Linked DNA regions of Mus musculus: region 2 is linked to region 1. A link is a loop called in an ENCODE intact Hi-C map of the cell type or tissue named here. Cell type or tissue: heart. All regions are shown on one strand. Links, peaks and the distances in the headings refer to the core of each region. The heading gives the core; the rest is flanking DNA.

Region 1 (10,736 bases), core at 1,541-9,540:
GTCTGGAATTTCCTCTCTAGCTGAGGATGACAGAGAATTCCTGGTCCTCCTGCCTCTACCTCCCCTGTTCTGGGCTTACAGGCAAGCATCCTCACTCTCAGTTTAGTAATAAAGATTGTTAGTTCTACCTTATAGTTATATAATGTATTCTTTTCATCCCTATATAAGAATTTACAATCTTGAGAGAGCATCCTTGCATGTGGGCTCCATTAGTGCATGTCTTTACATGCCATGTTACTATAATTTGTGACACAGTTTTTTTTTTAATTGACTAGCAGTAAAGTAAAATAAATTGAAGCAAAGTTCCATAGCAAAAGGGAAGAATACTGAAGAATCATCATGGAGGAGTAAGATCGTAGCAGCAGCCATTGCTACATTGCTAGGCTACACTCTGACAGCAGCTGTCTGAGATTCCATTCTCCTGGGGGAACAGCCTGTCCAAATTCCACCAAAAAAAGTCATAAAAATATTTGAGCATAGAGGGCAAAGGATGAGCCTCTATAATGCACATATTTATATCCATAGATATCCCAAAGCCATAAGGGCTAGAAATCCCGGAGGGCAGAAGTCAGCTGCTCTATTCTCTGATGGGAAAAATCGAGGAGAACTGTGGTTATCAGGGTTTCCCAACTCATCCATGGAGCTGCTGGGGGTGGGGTGAGACCAAGAGACAGAGAGATGGGAGAAAGAGGAAGGGAGAAAGCCAGGAAGCGAAAATAAGAACGGAGGCATGCTGCTCTACTCTTTTAATTCTAGCACTCCAGAGGCTGAGGCAAGACTGTGGTCAACCTGAACAGGCTCTACTCACAAGAGCAGCTAAACAACACAAACCTAACACAATGGCTTTAAATAATGCAAAAGGGGAAGAAGGAGGGGGATGAGGGGGAAGAGGAGGGGGAGGAGGAGGGGGGAGGAGGGGGAAGAGGAGGGAGGAGGAGGAAGACAATACCTCAAGGGCAGCTCAGAGATGGATGGGTAGGGAGGCAAGGAAGGTGGAGAGAGATCTGAATCGAATCGGGTTGGGGTAGGGAGCATGAATATGATCCAAATTGATAATATGAAATTCTTGAAGAATTAGTTAAAATATTACTTTAAGGATTAATGAATAAACTCCTTTTGAGATGAAAACTAAAAAAAAAAAAAAAAAAAAAAAAAAAAAAAAAAAAAAAAAAAAAAAAAATCCTAGGGCAGGGAGACCTCATCTCACTAATCTCACTAAATAACAATAAAAGAAAGCCAGCAAAAGAGGGACTGTGGTCCTGTCCACAAGCACACACTCCAACCCCCTCCGTCCCTCTGGGTCAGAAAGACCCTTGGTTGGATCCTTCAGCTGATTTTATCACAACTCCCACTGAATAAAGAAAGCCCCACTAAGTTGCCGTGGGCATCTCCTCAGCCTTGCTGTCTTCAGTGTAAACATTCCTTTGGGTCTTTCCTTCTATTCTTTCTTTTTCATGTTTCACAGAGTTTCCTCCATGGGATAATTTTGTGATGTCCCTTATCCTGCTACCTCTTTTCTCTGGAGTCGCCCCTGCCCCATGCATCTCAACCCTGCTTAGGGCTGTTCTAGACATGCGGGCCTGACCCCTCCCAGTCCTTCCTCTGTTGTGTTTCTCTTCTTTGATGAGCTGGGACGAGAGAGACCTTCTCTATGTAACACACAATACAACATCTTCCCCTTCACTTCCAAGTTCAGGCATCTGCAATTATGTTACATTGCATAGCAAGTGGGAATAAGGATTCATCATCAGCTAGCCTGACAGAGTTTTTCCTTAAAGTAAGGTTAACTCAGAGAGAGATGCAGAAGGTGGGGAGGGAGGAGCTAGACTGATAAGATGTAATAAGAACTTGACCCACAATTTCTGTTTTGGGAGATGGAAGAACAGGCTGGAAGCCAAGGAACATGGGTGGCCTCTAGTAGTTGGAAAGGGAAAGGAAATGGAGTCTCTTCATGAGCTTCCAGAAGGGAACACAGTTCTGCCAACACCTTGATTTTTTTTTTTTAACTCAGTGAGACCAGTTTCTGACTCCCAGCCTTCAAACCTGCAAGGTAATGAATCGGGATTGATGTAAGCCATTAAAGCGGCTGTGATCTGTTCCCACAGGAACAGCCCAGTTCAGCACTGCTTGTGGAATGCACAACCACTGCCAGGCTACCACAGGAGGCAGCCTGTTGTAGGCTCGTACTGCCCAACCCTATTCACAAGAGGAAGTTGAGTAGCAGGGCTCCACCTCCTCTCTGATTTAGTGAGGAGGAGCATTACCTATCTCAGAAAACGAATTCCAAGATTCAAGTGCATTGGTGCAACCCAGAGAATGGGAAAAAGGAAGGTCTGGGCACCCTAGGGTGTCTTCAGCAACAGTTGATAGAGGCAGAAGACCCCGGATCAGGGCAGAGATTAGTCCCTAACAGATATTGTTACATTAGGCCTCCACCTGTCATTGTCATTCTCTTCAAGAATTCACAGCTTTGAGACAAAAGGGGAGATGTAAAGAATTGTATCTGGGAGCTCACGTGCATATAAAGTTGCAAATAGTGGCAAATTGTGTGTTGTATGTATGCAGTTCAATGTTTTTTTTCCAACTATCTAAATCTTTGTCTTAGAACATGTGTTGTACTTAATGATGCACGTGGGACCCTGTCACCCCAGGCACCCCAGAGACGCGCATCCTCAGCGCCTCTTTGGGTCCCTTTCCCACTATGAAAGGGACGTGAAAAACCTCTGCACTTTTCCGATCTGGCTTGCCCAGGCCACCGAATCCTACCCTGTTGAGTGCTCAATAGTACGCTCAACTTTTGCACCAATCGCACTCTGGGCTCAGTCCCCAGACACAAACTTTTTGTGAATCCAAAGAGAACATCCAACCACAGGGAAAGACTTTCTGCCACTTCTTCAGCCGCTCAGTAGCTGCTCCAGGCATCGGTCTCCTGAAGCACCACCGCTCGGATACAGAGGGGAAGCGGGTGCTCCCGGGAGTTGCAAGCCAACCCAGCTTCTTGGCCCAGGCTCCAGCGCGTTCTGGAGATGTACCTTCCAGAGCCCTGCAGTAAGCTGGGGACACCAGGGACATGCACACCTAGGACAAGCAGATACACTCCTACCGTCGCCAGGCGCCACCTGCACGCCGGGCGCCGCCTGCAGCCTTCGGGCATCCGATTTAGGGGTGCCAGTGCAGAGACTCCCGCCTGGGCAAGCAGCCTTGGCGCACTATTCTGCAAAGAGTTAAGAGCCGGCTGTTAAGACTCCTGGGGCCGCGTCTGGTCCCCAGGCCCCGCTCACCGCTCCTGATTGGCTGATCTCCTGTCAGTAGTAAAGAGGATCAGATAGCAAACTTGGGACCTTCATAAAGGCGTGGTGGCGGTACTCCGCGACCGCTGGCAGCCTATGACATCAGCCAGGAACGCCTAGGATGCGGCTGTTCCCGGCCACCCTCAGAGGAGGAGGGTCCTGCCTGCTGGGAGTTAATTAGCCTCGCGAGCGGCGAGGGGGGAGGCGCCAGTTTTCTGGGGACACTGGCGGCCACTGTGCGTCCTCCTACCCAAGGGAGCTCCCCAAGAGTTGGATGAATTCTGGGTTGTTAGCTGCTGTCCTCTGGGCTCCCGGGAGCCAGTTTCTGGTGGAAAGCGGGGCGCCTGGCCAACGACCAGCGGCTTGCTGAGACTCACCATGACACTCCTGGGGTCTGAACACTCTTTGCTGATTAGAAGGAAGTTCCGATCAGGTAGAGTAAGGCGTTCAGCACTCCTTAAACTTTTCATCTCTACCACTCAACTGCTTTACAATGAATGCTTCGGGCCTGAGGTGGCGGCCTTCCCTCTGTTTCCCCAAAATGAACACTGTGTTTGACTGAATGCCTTCAAATGTCTTCCCTTTGACCTGTGTTAAGTTTGAGTTTTGTTTACGAATAATCCAATGTTTTACTTTATTTTACTATATTTTCCTTTATCGGTAAATAGACATTTTTAAGGGGACGACCCAAAAGGAACTGTGTTGAAATGGGCAACTCCAGGATCTGAAGTTATAGAGTGGGCGCGTTATCAGTTACAACCGCTGAGACAATGTGCCTAGGACTGTGAGACGTCTAGGGGTCACTTAACATGTAGCTAATCCAAACAAATGTATTTCCCAAAAAAGTCACTTGGAGGAAGTAAAAATAGCGAATTTGGAGCACACCAAGAATTTTTAAATGACATCACCATGGGGGAAAAAAACCAGCGCCACAAATATTTTTTCCCAAACCATCTGATATTTATAAATGGACAATTTTCCCTAAAATTGTTGTGTTAGTGGCACACAGAGAAACTTCTGGAGGGACACTCAGGAGAGGTGAGTATAAGGAAAGGGTACGTGGGGGCCTACAGAAGACGCAGGATTGTGTTCCCTCGTTCGCATCCTGGAAGGGCTACCTAGCTTTGCCCATTCTTGCTTTTATAACAGTGGTAACAGGGCCATTCAATGATGGCAGGGCACCTTCTAAGAACGAACATTTTGGTGGATAGCTCTGGTGTGAGCCTTCCATGTAACAGGTGCTGGCTGATGCTGGTGCCACTCACTCTGTCAATTCCCTTGGTCCTTCTGAAGGAGCTACTCAACTGTTTGTCTTGAAATGAGTGGCTCAGAAATTGTGCACAGTGGGTGATGGGCCATAAGGAGCCTCTGTAACCACCTCAGTTGTTCCTGATCCTTAGGTGTGGATGGGACACTCTGGGGATTTCTTGAAGGATTGTTTAGTGAGGCAAGTTGAAAACTTAAGAGCTGAAGTGGCCAGGAGCCACAGTGCCTCTGGAGGCCTGGGGTGTGTCTCCTAACCACTAGCCACCGGGGTCAGCCATGCACGTTTGTCCTTTCCATGTTGAGGTGAGGTGGTTAGTTTGTTCATCAGAGACCTCACATGCTTGGTAATTTGCTCAAAACCACAAGGCAATACTGCCACCTTTCTGAGGGAGCAAGGATGTCATTTTTGTTTTTGCATAAAGCTGAGTTTATTTCAACTGCTCCCGTGCAGTTTAATGGGGTAGACGGAGGGACAGGGAGAGGCTGCTGGATCATTTCTAAAAGGATTTGGTGATGTTCTTGATAGTGGGCTTGCAAAACAGACTTATCAAGGAATTCCTCAGCTGAAATATGGTGGAGAGGGAAAACTGTTTGCACTATTTTAACCCCTAACTCAGTGGATTGTGCAGGCCTGAGGTCTCTACCTGGACCCTGCGAATCTTTATCCTGGAGCTTTGAAGAAGTCCAACCCCACTTTTTTTTTTTTTAAGACAGGGTTTCTCTGTGTAGCCCTGGCTGTCCTAGAACTCACTCTGTAGACCAGGCTGACCTCAAAATCCACCTGCCTCTGCTTTCCAAGTGCTGGGATTAAAGGCATGTGCCACCACTGCCTGGCACCAATCCCACGTTTTTCAGGCATTTTTGTCATAAGGAAGGTAGTTTGTCGAAGCATAATACAGAAGTAGGAAGCTTAATTTAAGCTTTGATTTAAAAGTTGAGGGGACTGGAATCGATGACAGACAAAGCCAGTTGCGCATCTTAGGTGTTGTGCTTGATAATCTTACACAAGAGAAAGAAAAACATTATTGTAAGATTGTAAATCAGTTGATGGCTACTGGTTATAGTTCCTGGACAGAGTGACCATGGTGGACATGTGGCCCTGAGGCCTGCCTGGCCTTGTATTAACTGCCTCTGCCTAGGGGACTTTGCTTCACTTTCTGTCTAAAAATGAATGAGGAAGGTCTCTTGTTCACCTTGATATCTCTCTCTCTCCCTCCCTCCCTCCCTCCCTCCCTCTCAGTCACCCCCATTTCTTTCTTGAGGGATTCCAGCTGCCAACTCTAAAACTTCGTATATAGCAGTGAATATTCACTTCAATAGTAGATCCTGGTAGTATGATTTTAAAATTAATGTTTCAAAACTAACTGAAAGTAAACTGTCTTACGATTATAGCAATGGGCTTGCTGTGATAGGACTCGTCCACCATCTCCAGACAGTCCCTCTCATTCTGAAACTGGCGTGGGCAGCAACCATGTTTTACCAACTCCCTACTTACAAGTAGACGTGTGATTGACTGACCTGCCATGAAAGTTTGGGACTCAGAATGTTTACATCTGTGAACATGTTTAGTGATGTTAATTAATCTTACCTAGCAGAAGCAGGGTGTCATGGCTGAATGTGCGGGTCTCGGTCAGACTAGCTGGGTTTTCAAGCCATCACCTCTTTGGTTTTGGCTATATGACCTTTAACCTAGGCCAGCATCATAGCTCTTCTGCATCTTACGTGCCTCATACGTGGAGAATGCTGGTGACTTCATGGTGCTTAGAAGAGATAAATCTGATAACACAAGTACCTGAGTTAGGACATTGACATGCTGGTGAGCCCTGGCCAAACAGTGCTCAGGACGAATAGCAGTGGGATCATCAATCGCCCGTGGCTTCCTTCTAGACCTTGGTTTCTTAGCTTGTAGATGTCCAGGTGAAATGATGTGGTTTCTTAGGCCACGCTGGTATTGTCCGTGGCTCCTGGGAGGTGTAAAGATCATGTGGGAACAAGTGAGCTGATGAGGCTGCGTGGCCTTGGTGGGCGAGTAGAGGGCAGCTTGCTTAGACGCAATACGGTTGTTATTTTTAAATCGACCACGTTTTACAGAATTCATTTTTCTCATTCGTAATCCAGTTCTTGTAATTGGTGTAACTTTCTGAAGTTTTTTTCTTCATATCATTCTCTGGGTCAAGGGCCCACACAGGAATACAAGCAGATAAAAAGAAAAATGGAGAGGTTCCTTTGTGGGTTTTGTTTCAAAAGAAACAATGCCTTTCCTTGTTTTGTTTTGTTTTGTTTTGTTTTGTTTTGTTTTGTTTTGTTTTGTTTCTCCCATTTCTCTCTGTTACCCATCTCAATCAGCCCAAACCAAGGCTAACTCTGGTACCTGGCATTGCCCAGCCTTGCCCTCCCCACAAGTGTAGAATTGTCAGATTTGGCAAACAGGAATACGGAACACCCTGTTCAGTTTTAATTTTGAACAAACAATGATAAAGCTTTCAGTATTTATCAATATTTAGGATGGAGTTTTCTCTGAAACGCACTTCGTTATGCCTATCGTATTTTCCTTGGCAATCACCTACAGTCCTGGGACTGTTTTTCCAACACTCTGCTGTCCTGTCCAATATCCCATGAGCCTCTTGAGATTTTGGGTCCCCCAAAATACAGAATACATATCTCAGCTAAGTCTCAGCGTGAAGTAGGGACGGCATGAGAAGGAACCCTGGTGCCCACGAGCAGACCCAGGATTCAGAGGGAAGGAGGACAGCAGGTTCATCTCGGCCTTCCTGGCAAAGAGGAGACTCTGATACTGCACAGCTATAGCTAAAAGAAGCTGGGGACAATCCAGGCAGGCAGTGGATGCCCAGGATCCAGGCCCCCACGTATGTGAGTAGTTTCTCCAATGGAAAGCCCAGGTCTTCCTTGAGGGATTTTAGACCCTTCCTGTCCCTCTTTTCTTCGTCCTGCAGATGATGTAGTAGATTTACTGAGTTCCTAATTAATCTAGACCCTTAACCAGACTGGATTGTCTCTCTTACAAGCTGAGGTCTTTAGATGGGGATGGGGACCCCTGATTTACCATCATAGACACTATGGGAAGAAATGTCCACTATATGATAAAAAATATCCCCGTGCTGCCTGAGCCACTAGCTAGTCTTAGAGCTTGGGACAAGAAATTTAACCTAAAATAAGGCCTTTCCTATGACATATAACCTATAGAGATGTCGATTTAATTTGGCTTTTTCAGATCTTGTTTTTGTCCTGTGCAAAACCGAAGGTTTTAACTGATTCATCTCTGAAGCTTTTTTCAGCCTGAAGACTTTACCTTTTCCCACAACTGAATGGCCTTAACTATTTTTGTGAAATTTTAAACAGTACAAGTGTTAAAATTTAAACACTAAAGCATTGTCATAAGAGACGCGTGGTGGCGCACGCCTTTAATCCCAGCACTCGGGAGGCAGAGGCAGGCGGATTTCTGAGTTCGAGGCCAGCCTGGTCTACAAAGTGAGTTCCAGGACAGCCAGGACTACACAGAGAAACCCTGTCTCAAAAACACCAAAAAAAAAAAAAAAAAAAAAAAAAAAAAAAGAGAGACTGTACTGAATTGGGCTTTAAATGATTAATTTTTAAAATAGGTATCTTAATTCATCTTTTAATTAATTAATTTCAAGACCAGGTCACTCTCTAGGCCAGGCTAGCTATAACCTACTACGTAGCCCAGGATGGGTAATACGCCTGCCTCAGCCTCCTGGTGCTGTGATTAGAGACATGTGCCTCCATGTCCAGTGATATTTTAAATCGTTTGTAAAAGGCAAAGACACTTTCAGGGTCAGACTTGGGTCACGTCCCCAAGTCTGATAGCAGTGGATTTATTCATACAGCATGGGCTTTCTCTCCCTATCTGAGTTAGATGCAAAAGCCCGGCCCTTCTTCCTTCCCTATTTTTATCTCCTATCCACTCCAAACCTTTGCACAGACTAAACATTTTACTTATGTACTGGTATATTATTATTCTATGTGTATAAGAAAAATTCTTATCTGCTTTTGGTTTACAGCCTTTTACTCTCTACCACCTAGGCCAGGGCGTGGCATAGAAAGGGAACCCACAAAACATGTGCTCAGAGCTGGATGTCCCTCAGGAATACAGTATGTGCGTAGGAGACTCGGGATTGGATCCTTGGGACTTCAGAAATAAATACGTGTCATATCCCCCAGCTAAGACTGTTCAAAAATCAATAAAAGGCCATCTTTTTTAGGTACGTGGGTATGGGTTGAAATTAACTTAAAGGAGGATGTAGAGAGAGGTGAGTAGACTCTTGAGAATTTCAGCCAGCTCTTCACACGCAAGCAATAGTTACGTCCCAAAGGAGGGCAGTGTGTAGAGAGTCATAATGCAAAAGGGATATCAAAGCGGACGAGACTAGGAGGGGCATGTTCTGAAGACAGAAAGTAGGGTCTACTCTGGAGTTTGGAGGTGGCTATGTGCATAATTGCTCTGGTCAGATTCACTAAGTGAGATCACTTCTGGGCAGATGGTAATGTGTGGCTGTTTACCACCCACCAAGGATTATGACTGAGTTGTGACCTCTGATTCTCTGAAACAAACAAAAAAGTGTTTGGGGGAGAGGGGAGACTGAAGATGGTGCCTGTGTGAGAGTACCTGTCTAGCATGCAGAGGGCTCCAAATTCAGTCCCCAGCACTAGGAGGGGTGGAAGGGAGTAGAAGTAGGTATTTTTTTGTTTTTAAAGCAAGAGCAAACGGCGTTCATTTTGTCTGCTACATTATATGACAGATAGAGAAAAAGACTATATCACATTGTATTGAGTTTGTTTCGGTGGTCTCTAATCCACAGTAGATTAATTTGAAGAAAACCTAAATACAGGGCAGAAGCCAAGTTCTATGTCCCAGGGTTAAAATATGACATGTTTAAGAGGAGTTTAACCTGAATGAGAGCAGATGCAATTTACCCACAACAAGCTCCCTGACAGGTGGTGAGCAGGCACCTGGCATCTCCGTCCAGGTGCGGATGGAGGACCAGCAGGTTCGTTCTGCAGGCATCTGCAGAATTATGACTCCCTCCGTCCTGGAGGCAGAGCCACGTGGGTGCTACTATATCTTCCCTGACAGTGTGACCTTGGGAAAGCTAGCTTTGCTCTCTGGGCCTCCATTTGCATGTTGGCAAAATGACTCATGGTCTTTGCAGCCGGCAGGGCTCTATGGGAGAAAGATCTCTGACAGTTCCTAAGAACTCATTTTACAGGGAGAAATCTTACTCCCCTCATGGCAATGGCTTGCTTGACACACTGGCATGTGAGTTCCACAGGACAGAAACCTGAAGTAGTTAAAAGATTCTGATGGACATAAATAGGATTAACAACAATAACAACAGGCATTAGCCAAATGGCTTTGCAACGTTATACTTTAAGCTCTTAGATTTTTCTGCTTTATTAAGCAGGTAATGGTTATCTTTTTTTTCCCAGAATTGCTAATAAATCAAGTTTTACTTAACCAGATGTGGATCACTATTCTTAGACAAAACAGAGAGTTCGCCAAATTTTGTTCAAACAAGACGTATCCTTTATCCCCAGAAATCTACAATAAATAAGGTTTGTTGCTGTCCTGGTTTTTTTCCCCAGAATGCCTCCAAATGCTTTCTGGAGTCTTTGAAGGGAGAACAATATCTTTCTTTTCTCCTGTAGATGAGGGAGGATAAATTCTTTCACTCTCCTCCTGGAGGACTCGGGTGCAGTAGTTTTTCTCTGAGCTACATTCAGCCATGTTACCTCCCTATGACAAGCTGTAGATTCAAAGTAAATGAAAACCTTGTAATATTGTAAAATATATTTTACTGGGTGATCTTCCGAGTAGGGATTAGTGATGCTTGGTGTGTGTTGCAAGGGTAAATGGACCCAGTGCTCTCAAATGCTGTGTCTTAACCAACACTCTCTGGTGCCCTGTTGGATGAACACACAGAGAAGGTTTCCAGCCTCTGCTACAGCTCCCTCCGGGGACCCTTGTCTATTGGCACAAAGGCATCCACTATTTCTTCAAGAACGGACGCCCTGGCCCATCTCCGTTACACAGATGATCTGACAGGATGAAAGTAGACTGAAAACTGTCCTGTTCGCTGTTTCTAGAAGCACACGCCCTTTAGGGAGCCAGTGAGCCTTGGCATCTACATGACTTTGGGCAAG
Region 2 (10,736 bases), core at 901-8,900, 70 kb before region 1:
GAATAGAATAACAAAGCATCCCACTTCAGGGTCAAAATACCTGAGAATCCACGAGTTGAGGGGGAAACACCCGCCCTGACATTACACGCTCAGTATATTTTGCTGCATGTTCTGTTTGGTATGTAGCTTCCTCTTATCTGTGAGGATGTCACAGGCCCTGTGGGTGCCTGGAACCTTAGCCAGCACTGAGTCTATATGAACTGTCTTCCCTAACCATACATTGCACTGTGTCTATCAGTGCATCGGACAGCACAGAGAACCACTGTGTGACAGAAAGGCAGCCAAAGGGAGGCCCCTCTGGTTCTGTCACGTGTAATATCTTAAAGCAGTGGTCAAACATCTCTGTGGGCAAAATTGCTCCAGGTTGAGAATGGATGGATTATCCAGAAATCTGGCAATTCATATCTTAAAAGAAGTATTTAGGTGAAATCAGTAAGCTGGAGGACTCTGGACCTAGCCTTAGGTAGAAAGTTGGAGCTGGCCAAGGACTCATTCACTGAGACCTATCAGGCAGGACTCTGTCACCTGCCTCTGGAAGCACACTGGTTCCTCCCACCTTCAAACCTGTATTCCAGGTACAGAGGAAAGCATGTGTGTGTGTGTGTGTGTGTGTGTGTGTGTGTGTGTGTGTGTGCATCTGTTTGTGTAAGCGTGTCTATATGTCTGTCTGTCCATCCATGTATGTGCATGGGCGTCTGTGTGTGTGTCTGTGTGTGCGTCTATGTTTTAGTAATCCGTGTTTGTTTTACTGAATAAGTGAGCTCAGCACTTCTTAATCAGGGCATCAGGAGCTGTGATGCCACTCATGTTCTGTGCTTTTCGACTCTCCTACCAGTATGAGGCAGTCCATACGCATTTATGCTCTTGTAACAGAGGTCAAAGGTCACCTTGTAGTTTAATTTTATCTGTTGCTATGGTGATTTGACTCCTGTCTCTCTCCCAGTCTAGACTGCATATTTCACAAGGCCAAAGGCCAAATCTATTTTTGTTCCTTTCCATATTACGTTGTCTGGCAATAACACTCGAGGAACAAATGAACTAACTCATTCAGTAATTCATTCAGCTATCCATTAGTGACCATATTATCTTGTCTTTCCAGCTTCAGAGTTCTGCAGATGGCTTTGTTTCCAAGTTCTTTCTCAGACTTGTGAATGCAGAGACATTTAAACCATCCATGTTGTAGCCATGAGCAAGGACGACTGTGTGTCAACTCCGTGGGTGTTATCAGCTGTCCTTTGAAGAAACCAGCTCCATAGATGAGCCAAGCACTCATTTGTATTGTGTGTGTGTGTGTTAATGAGCAGACTCCCTTTTGAAGAGAAAAACAATTGCATTTCAAGAGAAATATGATGTTCTTTATGACAATGATGTCATTGCTTAGTCAGATAGGAAAACGGAGCATCACTGTCCAAACCCCAAGCCCATCCTCCCATTTGACAAATGCTACCAATGGTCAGGAGGGACTCCGAAGGAAGTGTGTCTTGGTGAAGCTTAAAGCTTTTTTAGACAGAGGTGTCCCACAGCCAAGACTGGGAAGCAGCGTGTCCCCAAAGCAGTGCACTATCCTCGCTCCACCCCAGCATCTTCAGGTCATTTCTGTTTGTTCTTGCCGAGATAATAAGTATGTGCCATTGTGCCCAGCTTCACGTATTATAAATTCTGGAGCTTTCCCTTTTAAGTGACAATTGTGTTCCCTTAGAAAACTCTGCTTGACCCCCATATCTATGAAACCCAGCCTACTCTGAGCCTGAGAAGCCTGAACATCCACAGCGAGACACCTGCACTCCCATAACTGCTGGGGGCTTTCTTACATCTGAAGGGCTTGGTAGCCAAGTCTCTTAGTCCCCAGAGCCTTCTTCCACTGTCTTCTGCTTCCAGTATTGCAACACAGTGAGGACTTTGTCATTTTCCAGAGAGCAGATTTCGATCTGTCCTAATAATTTAGACCTCTGAAAGAAACCCAAATTTCACAGAAGTTAGTGGAGCTCCAAGAGGGTAAGGCCACAGCACTGAAGCCACAGTACTGGGTCACAGAGGCAATGACAAGACATCTCCCACATGCTTTATGCCTCTGTTATGTTATGCCCTATGCCTCTGTTGTCCTACGTGTACTTCTTTGCCCAAGTGTTTGGGTCAGAGCATTCCACTGGGTGCTGTCTGGACACTGATAGCAGCTACAAGCCCCATTCTATAATGTAGAAGAGAAGAAAAAAATTACAGAAATGTGTTGTTTTTAACAAAAGCCAGTAGCCTATGTGGCAAGGTAGACACATGACGATAATGTAATGTAATATAATGATGTAAGCTCTCTTTCAAAGTAACAGAATGCACACATACACAGACATTCATAAATGCATAAATACATGCATACATGTATATATAATGAATACATGCACACCCCTGCATACACGTACATACAATGCATACATGCATACACATACAGGAACACATAATGCATACATGTACATGCATATGCATACACATGCATCATAAGCCTTCTTCATGGAAGAGGGAAATTGCACCCTTAACAAAACTCCACTCCAGAAATGTATGTTATACCCTGTAAAATGTCCTCTGATACATTTATAAGTGAATTTGTGATCCAAAAAAAGGGAGCAAAATTCTCATTTAAAGATAAGGAGCAATATAAATAAATAAATAATATGTTCTGATGGCAGGGGTGGGGGGGGGAGCTGCAAATAAGCAGAGGGAGGGAGACTCTGCCTCCAAAGGCTCGCATTGCAAGGCAGTCAACACTGCAAACCAATAGTAGCTGTGTCAGAGAATTTATGGGTTATGTCTGTGAGGCTCCAAACAGAAAGAAGAGATAAGGGGATCAAAGGACACATAAGGAGGCAGTCAAGGGGAATTTGGAGAAGCTGAGAGCACAGCAGGGAAATGTGGGAGTGGGGAGACTCTTTTCCAATCTAACGCTATGCTGAAGTGAATAAATATCCACCATATACTGTATGTTAATAATATTTAATAATATACTAAAAATAATATAGGTTGCTGACAAAGAAAGGCATGATGGTCAAACTTAGGACATCAAATAAAAAACAATAGGAAGAAAATTCAAAGACTTGCACATGAGCGATAACAGTGGGTAAGTGTATATTCAGAGTGTGAACCCCACAAAAACATCTCAATGAGCTAAGCAGAAAAGACCATGCCCAGCTATTCGCAGGGAATTTATATAATTAAAACAGCAAGGCTGATATGTTTATAAAAAGTAAAGAGAGGTAGGATATGTTTTGATGGATGTGTGGTGAGGTATGGGAGAAGGGGGGTGCCTCCAGGATCCCAAGCTGAGGCATCCCTTCCCCCTGAGGGACCAGCCACATGATGGTATCGTATAGAATAGAGGTTACTCAGGGCATGGGTAGGGGAGTTGAAAGGCTAGTAGAGGCAGAGAAATGTAGAGAGAGAGAGAAAGAGAGAGGGAGAGAGAGAGAGAGAGAGAGAGAGAGAGAGTAGAGAAGTAGAGGCCAGCCATGAAGAGGGGGAAGGGAGTGGGGGAAGAGAGGAGAAGGGGTGAGCCTTTTTAAAATGAGTCAGACATACCTGGCTGTTGCCTGGTAACTGTAGGGCAGAGCTTAGACAAAATGCTAACAAAGGCAGTCCCAAGGAAACACAGGCACAACATGAATCTGCTGGCTAGTTTTCAATGTAGACATGCCACAACATAAAATCACATGGGAAGACGGTCTCAGTTGTAGGATTGCCTAGATCAAGTTGGCTGATGGGCATGTCCATGGGGGATTGTCTGGATGGCTAATGGATGCAGGAAGAACCATCCCAGCATGGAGGACATCACTCCCTAGGGTCCTTGGATGTATAAGGGAATGAGCTGAGAGCATGAACAGCTAAGCAAGCAGGCAGCCAGGAAGTCCTTATTCCTCTACATGTATCTGACTCGTTACTCTGAGTTCCTGCCTTGGTTGCCTCTCAATGACAGACTGTAACTTGGAATTAGGAGTCAAATGTCCTCTTTCCTCCCCTGTGTTGGTTGTGGTCAGGGGTGTTTATCACAGTAACAAACTGAAAAGTAGGATGAGATCAGCCTATCAGGTTTTAGATGTTTTGAGCAGGAAGGGTCCTAATCTGAAAGAGCAGGGCCTCTCTCCATCTCATCCCATAAACAGATACATACAAGAAGGAAAGATCTATTCCATAAAGCTGTCTTTGAAAGGAATCAAACTGGTTTAAAGTTTCTAGGAAGCAACATCTTAAACTCCCCAGACACAGAAATGAGACCAAATGATTTACCTCGAGACAGACACATGCGAATATATAAAAGGAAAATAAACACAACATCCACTGAACATTCTGAGTTAAAAAAAAAAAAAAGGATTTGGTCATTGAGCTAGGGTTTCCAAGAGAGAAATAGAGAAGCTTCAATAAAAACATCAAAAGTGTTGGTTAAATTAGCCTAAACAACTTTGAAAATTATGACCACAGAAAAATATTATAACTTTTTTTATTAATGTTGAAAAAACAAGAGGAAAACACCATAAACTGTACTGTTGGGGGCAAAACCTTGTCCTGAAACCTCCTTGTAAAGCAAGTTATCAAAACAAAAACAAAACTACAGCCCAACCAGCTATAAATAAAACATTCAAGTGACTTAATCTTTAATTTAAAGAGAAGACTAATTTGGTGGCCGGTACCTGTAATCCTTCCGCTGGGAAGACCACGGCTAAGGCAGAAGGGCAGTCTGGCCACATAGTTAGACCCAGTCTCAAAAATTAGTTACTTCAATAAATAATTAAATGCTGAAAACAGCAGCCAAGGAAATACTATTGAAGAGCAAACCTACGAAAAGCTAGGGAGATACAGTGTGGCACAATCTGCTGCAGCCAGAGCATGGCCATGCAGCGTTCGGTGCAAGTTGAACACTGATTATAAAACGTGTCGGAGATGTGCCACTGGCCGTCTCTAGTAAAGCAGGATTCAGATAATTGGTAGGAGACTGTCCTACAACATAACTCAACTAACGAGGCTGATTGCAGGTGAGCTAAAGAGAAACTAAAGAGAGGGCTTTTCTCTGGCTCCCTTGCTTGCATGAAATCCAGAATTAGTGTCTGAACATGATAAAGAAATAAAGGTTTGTCAGGTGCCTCAGTCCTGTAATCCCAGCACTTAGGATGCTGAGGCAGGAGGACTCCAGTGAGTTTGAGCCAGCCTGGACTACATAGCACATTCCATGCCAGCCTGAGCTACAGAGTAACACCCTGTCTCAAAAATAAATAAATAAATAAAAACAGGGATGGTGAGATGGTTAAGTAGGTAGAGATGCTCAGAACCAAGCCTGATGACCCAAGTCTAATAGGTCCCTGGGATTTGTGTGGTAGAAGGAGAGTATGAATGTCTGCAACTTGCCCTCTGACCTCCACCTGCTCTCATCACTTACATCTCACACACACACACACACACACACAAGTAACTTCCATGAACACACACAAACACATGCATATGCCTGCATGCATGCACACACACACACACACACACATACACACACACACACACACACACACACACACACACGAACCCCGCTTAAGCGCACATGCAAGTACACATGCATACATTTGCATACACAGACACACAGACAACACTCATACACAGGGTAATAAAGGTATCTTTTAAATAAACACCCCCACAAAGTAACAAAAGAAATGAAAGAATCAGATATACATTTGACCACTGATTTCTCTCCTAAGGAAGACACACACATAAAAAAATCAAAAGGGAAGGAAACTAAGGAAACATGCCTAAGACAGGACATCCTCTCGGGGTGCCCTTCCTAGTGGCTTCACTCCTTCATATGCACTTCCTGGTGCCTGTTACTTCACTGTGGTGTTTCTCTACAGCACATGTCACCACTGGTCACGTGTGTAAGTGATATTATTCTTATTGTTATTGTCACTTCCGACCACTGCTAAAAGGAAGTGCCCTTCCACAACAGCTAGCGTTCTATTTTGTCCATGACTCTCCCAGTGTCTAAAACTGCACTTAGTCTAGACTGAGTACTCAATTGCCATTGCTTACAGAGATGCATGAGCAGAAAGCAAGCTACCGAAAAGATTACAGAAACAAAACCAAGCACAGGAAACATACCCGTGAGCAAAATAAATCGGGTTATTTAAAGGAAGGCAGTGTGAGAGTGGGTCTCAAACACAAACCAGATAAAATGTGGTAGTTAAAAATGGCAGGCGCTCAAGTACAAAATGCACATTTGCTTTCCAAGTCTCAGTCTTATTGATTGCTTAGCTTCTGTAGATTGGCTTTCCTTGTTAGGCTGAGCTTTCTTCTCATTCAGCGATGTTGAAAATATGAGTAGACAGTCCACCTACAACAGGATGTAGAGTGTCTACAGTACAGCGCACACGCACTGGTAGTGGATGACCTTAGAAGTAGACATAGTGACAGAGGTACTGATTCCAAGCAGACAACTCTGTGGAAGTGTGGGCACGTGACTGCAGGAAGACAATCACTATCATGATGGCGTGAACATGGAAGTCTGGTGTGATCTGGGGATGGGTACAGATTTTGTCAAAGGTCATGACATTCAAGCAGACGCCAGAATGCTAAATAAGAGCTGGGCGAGGGGGTGGGAATGAGTTTGTGTGCTAAGTGAGGAAGGTCATGAACAGCGTTGGGAGAAGCCAACAGCATGCAACCAGCGTGTCTCAGACAATTGTCTAACAACCCCTGGAAAAGAAGGGCTACCATTGTGAAGGACATGGCTAAGATGCTGTAAATGAAGTCTGTGTTAGGAACTAATGTAGTTCATGAAAATAAAGACTTGTTTATGCTTTTATGTGCCGAGTGTATGTAGGAAAAGAGCCAAGATCCAGGAGCCTTCCGCTTTATGGGAAATCTGATAGATGGGGAATGCCTGAATCTGATGGGGAAGTGTGCTGGATTTTATGGCGAGAAGCACCAGGGCAGCAGCAGGCAAGCCCAATGTGACTTGTGGACAAACAGTCCTGTTAGGAGCTTGTACAGAGGTGTACACTTGTAGTTCCAGCTACATGGAAGGGCCGAGGTGGGAGCATCTTATGAGCCCCTAAGTGTTAAACTAGCCTGGCTCACACAACAATATTCTGACATTGCTCTATCAATCAATGAATCAATAAATAACATTTCTGACCAAGAGGTCTGTGGTAGTGCTGAGGTTAAAAAAAATAACCGACAGTCTTTTCACCTCATTATCCTTGCTGTCCCCACTCTGGGGACAATTAATTAGAACATCTCTATACACTGGAACATCCCAGGAAGTGCCTGTTGATGGCCATCCAAGCACAGAAGTCCTATCATTTGTCTGGAAGAAGTTGAGCCATGTTAGCGATGATCATCACGTAGAGAAACTGTCACTTAAAACACAGGGGCACTGTGGGAAAGCAAGCAGGGGTGTCAGGTCGCATGAAAATGACTGAAAGTCATCAGCTTACTGGAACAAGGTGCAAGAATCAAGGACCTTATCCCATGTCAGCTGGTCAAATATCCTGAGCTATGAGTCAAGGAAGAAATGGTCAAACAGCTATGTCTATTACATAAAGATGATACTGGAGAGCAAACTGGGTTTGGTGAACAATGTCGGTCTTTCACATCTAGATGGCATCAGAAGTGGAGAAAACACAGATACTCTGCCTGACCCTTCTTTAATTAGGAAGTCAGTTTCAATGCTAAAAGGCTCATGTCCTCAGAAGATTCTCAGACCTAGGCAAACTGTGCCAGCCTTCATCCCTGGGAGGTAGTGTGGGAAGAACCCCCAAGAGGGATCCTGGAGCAGAGAATATGCTCCTTGATTTCAGAACGATATGGAGAAATATGGTCATGAAGACAGCAGGTAAGTTAGAAGGAGACAGAACTCAGAAGCTGAGGACAGAATGAATTCAAATGCTGTGAAGTTGGGAACACATGTGGGCAGCTCCTACTGCTGAGCCAGTGACTGGTACATAGCTGAAAGACCCCATATGGACCCTGGGGTCCATGCAGCCAAGTCAGAGAGCAGACTGGAAAGAGCTTGTCCAAGCACAGGGGCTCACAAACCAGAAAGGGCCTGTCCCTGTCCCTAGTGGAATGACAACGCAGCAGAGAACAGGGCATATCAGAGAAGAAATGGTGTGGGTCTTGCCCCATCCCCCAGAAGACTATGCAGAAGAACATGATATAATCCAGTCAGTACATGGCAGAATCAAACGTTTCACACAGAGAAATAAGTAGACTTCTCCCATTCCGTGGGGAATAAAGAGGCAAACTGCCAATTTGTGGCTCTGAAGAATCTCTGGCACACAAAATATGGAGCATAACGGACAAACTAGGCTCGCACAGACATCTGCAACCCCAGCATGTGGGAGGTTGGGGCAAGGGACTTGTGAGTTCAAAATCAGCTAGGGCTACACAGCAGAAGCATGATTTCATATTGTTGTTGTTGCTGTTGCTGTTGCTGTTGCTGTTGCTGTTGCTGTTGCTGTTGCTGTTGCTGTTGCTGTTGCTGTTGCTGTTCCTGCTGCTGCTTTTTCTCTCTCAGAATTCAGGGAAGGAGGAATCATTTTCTGTTTCTTTTGTCTTGATGCTGAGCTGTGGCATTCCTTACATATTCGATCTAGTATTATGGGTCATTGGCTCTTTATCAGAAGTGTGGTCTGTAAACCATTCTCTATCCCCTCAGTTTCCTTTCGACTTGTTGATTGTCTCCTTTGCTGGGAAGAAGCTTTTCAGTGGGTGTAACTCTACTTATCAATTTCTGCTTGTGCACCCCTTGTTCTCCAGCCACAGCTATGAAAGCATACCTCACCCTTCTAATCTTTTGTCTACTGCAGTTGACTTCTGTTGAAGCCAGGGTAGGGCCCAATCTTATTCTTCTGCAAATGGACAGCATTTTCCAGAGACCGTTTCCTGAGCAGACACTGTGTGTCTTGAACACCTTGTTGGAGCACTATTCTATCCTAGCCATCTGTATGCCTGTTTTACATCAGCTTCAGAAGGTTTTGTTTGTTATAGCTTGTCCCCAAATCAAGAGAGACAGTAGCTGCCACTTCATTGATATGGAGAAATATGGTCATGAAGACAGCAGGTAAGTTAGAAGGAGACAGAACTCAGAAACTGAGGACAGAATGAATCCAAATGGTGCAAAGTTGGGGACACATGTGGACAGCTCCTACTGCTAAGCCAGTGACTGGGACATAGCTTGTTCCCAAATCAAGAGAGACAATAGCTGCCACTTCATTGTTCTTGCTTGGTTGAGGCAGAGTCTCCTCATCACTGTGTAAGCCAGGCTCACTAGTCTGTGAGCTTCTGGAGAACGTCATCCTGTCATTTACAGCAGTCACACTGATATTATAGATAGTCACTCATGTTACCAAGTACAGTTTTGACATTGGATCTGAACTCTGATTATACTGGTGGGGCACTAGGCAAGTCCACGGGCAGTTTTGTACTCCAGCCTGACACACAAGCATTCATTGATTCCTCCCAAAAGCCTGACTGTATAAAACAGTCTTCAAGGCCATTACCTAGAGGGCCAATATTGAGTCATGGGGCTTCTTCAGCATCCAGAAACAGCCAATGGGATTGTGGGGACTGGAGACCAAAGGCAACATGGTTTCTGCTAGAACTTCAGATATGTAGTTGCTGGTGGCAGGAAGACATACAAGCTAAACTAAAACAAAATTCATAAAGAAACAGAGCTCTTTACAGATCCACTGGTGATCAACCTGGTCAGCTTCCTGCCTTCTCAAGTGGCTTTCCCCAAGGAAAGCTCTACTGAGCTTTACAACCCTCAACCCAGTGTTAAAACCTCCAGAGAAGTACTTCTGTCCACAAATGAAGCCAAACACTTTCTGTAAGTGGACACAAGCTTGTGAGATGTTGTTGTGCCAGCTCGATGACGTCATTCTCCATTTCAATAAGCCTAAATGGAGGTTATAAATGTTTAACCATCAGCATTCTTTAAACATTTAAGGATGCCTCCTTCCATTCAGATTCTGAGAATTTCAGACACAGATGAGTTAGAATCTGTCCAGCGTTGGTTATGGCCTTCATTGGTATGTCGTGGTGTCTTTAGCCTGTTCTCATGTTTGGTCATGGTGATTTTTTGAGAATCTAATTATCTTGTGTTTGGGGGAATCATAAAAGTGGACAATTATGATACAAGTCCTTTTCATATACAGTTGAATTACCTTTGCAGTATTTTGGTGAGAAAACGATCATTTGTATTCTCTAGGAATACTGTTACATAACTCTCTGTTTTGGTTTCAGGGTCACATTGACTTCATAAAGTGAGTTAGGACCTCCCCCTTCTTCTTTTAATTTCAGGGCGAGATTATGTAGAACTAATTTCTGCCTTTAAATGTTTGATGGGATTTATCCATGAAACCATCTACTTTTGGAAATTTCTTAGTCAGAAGTGGTTTTTTTTTCATTAAAAATTATGTTTTCTGGGGTTACTGGTTAGTTCATCTTGTTGTTCCACCTATAGGGTTGCAGACCCCTTCAGCTCCTTGGGTACTTTCTCTAGCTCCTCCATTGGTGGCCCTGTGTTCCATCCAATAGATGACTGTGAGCATCCACTTCTGTGTTTGCCAGGCACTGGCAGAGCCTCACACAAGACAGCTATATCAGGGTCCTTTCAGCGAAATCTTGCTGGCATATGCAATAGTGTCTGGGTTTGGTGGCTGATTATGGGATGGATCCCCAGGTGAGGTAGCTTCTGGGTGGTCCATCCTTTC

What was found. A loop is a pair of places that touch in the nucleus more often than their neighbours do. Peaks named below come from ENCODE experiments on the same cell type or tissue, not always from the same donor. Only the 100,000 strongest peaks of a DNase experiment are listed, where the experiment ranks them.
Region 2: a loop joins it to region 1, with 11 times the contacts of the local background. A loop is called at or near these places in 2 of 42 quality-filtered maps.

Annotation. Positions count from the first base shown.
Region 1 is chr11:65,262,631-65,273,366 of GRCm38, reverse strand. It overlaps Myocd (myocardin), which reads left to right and starts at 3,378. Exons shown (of 13, transcript NM_146386.3): 1 at 3,378-3,723. The coding sequence starts at 3,669. It overlaps Gm30586 (a long non-coding RNA gene), which reads right to left and starts at 3,442. Exons shown (of 3, transcript XR_001780238.2): 1 at 3,104-3,442. In heart, for the core only: CTCF peaks have their summits at 2,145, 3,143 and 4,935; DNase peaks (open chromatin) are centred at 3,346 and 4,856; H3K4me3 peaks cover 5,743 bases; H3K27ac peaks cover 6,710 bases.
Region 2 is chr11:65,332,022-65,342,757 of GRCm38, reverse strand. No RefSeq gene overlaps it. Among named protein-coding and RNA genes, the nearest start is that of Gm12295, 50 kb to the right of the region's middle. In heart, for the core only: no CTCF peak of the experiment used is centred there; no DNase peak of the experiment used is centred there; H3K27ac peaks cover 581 bases.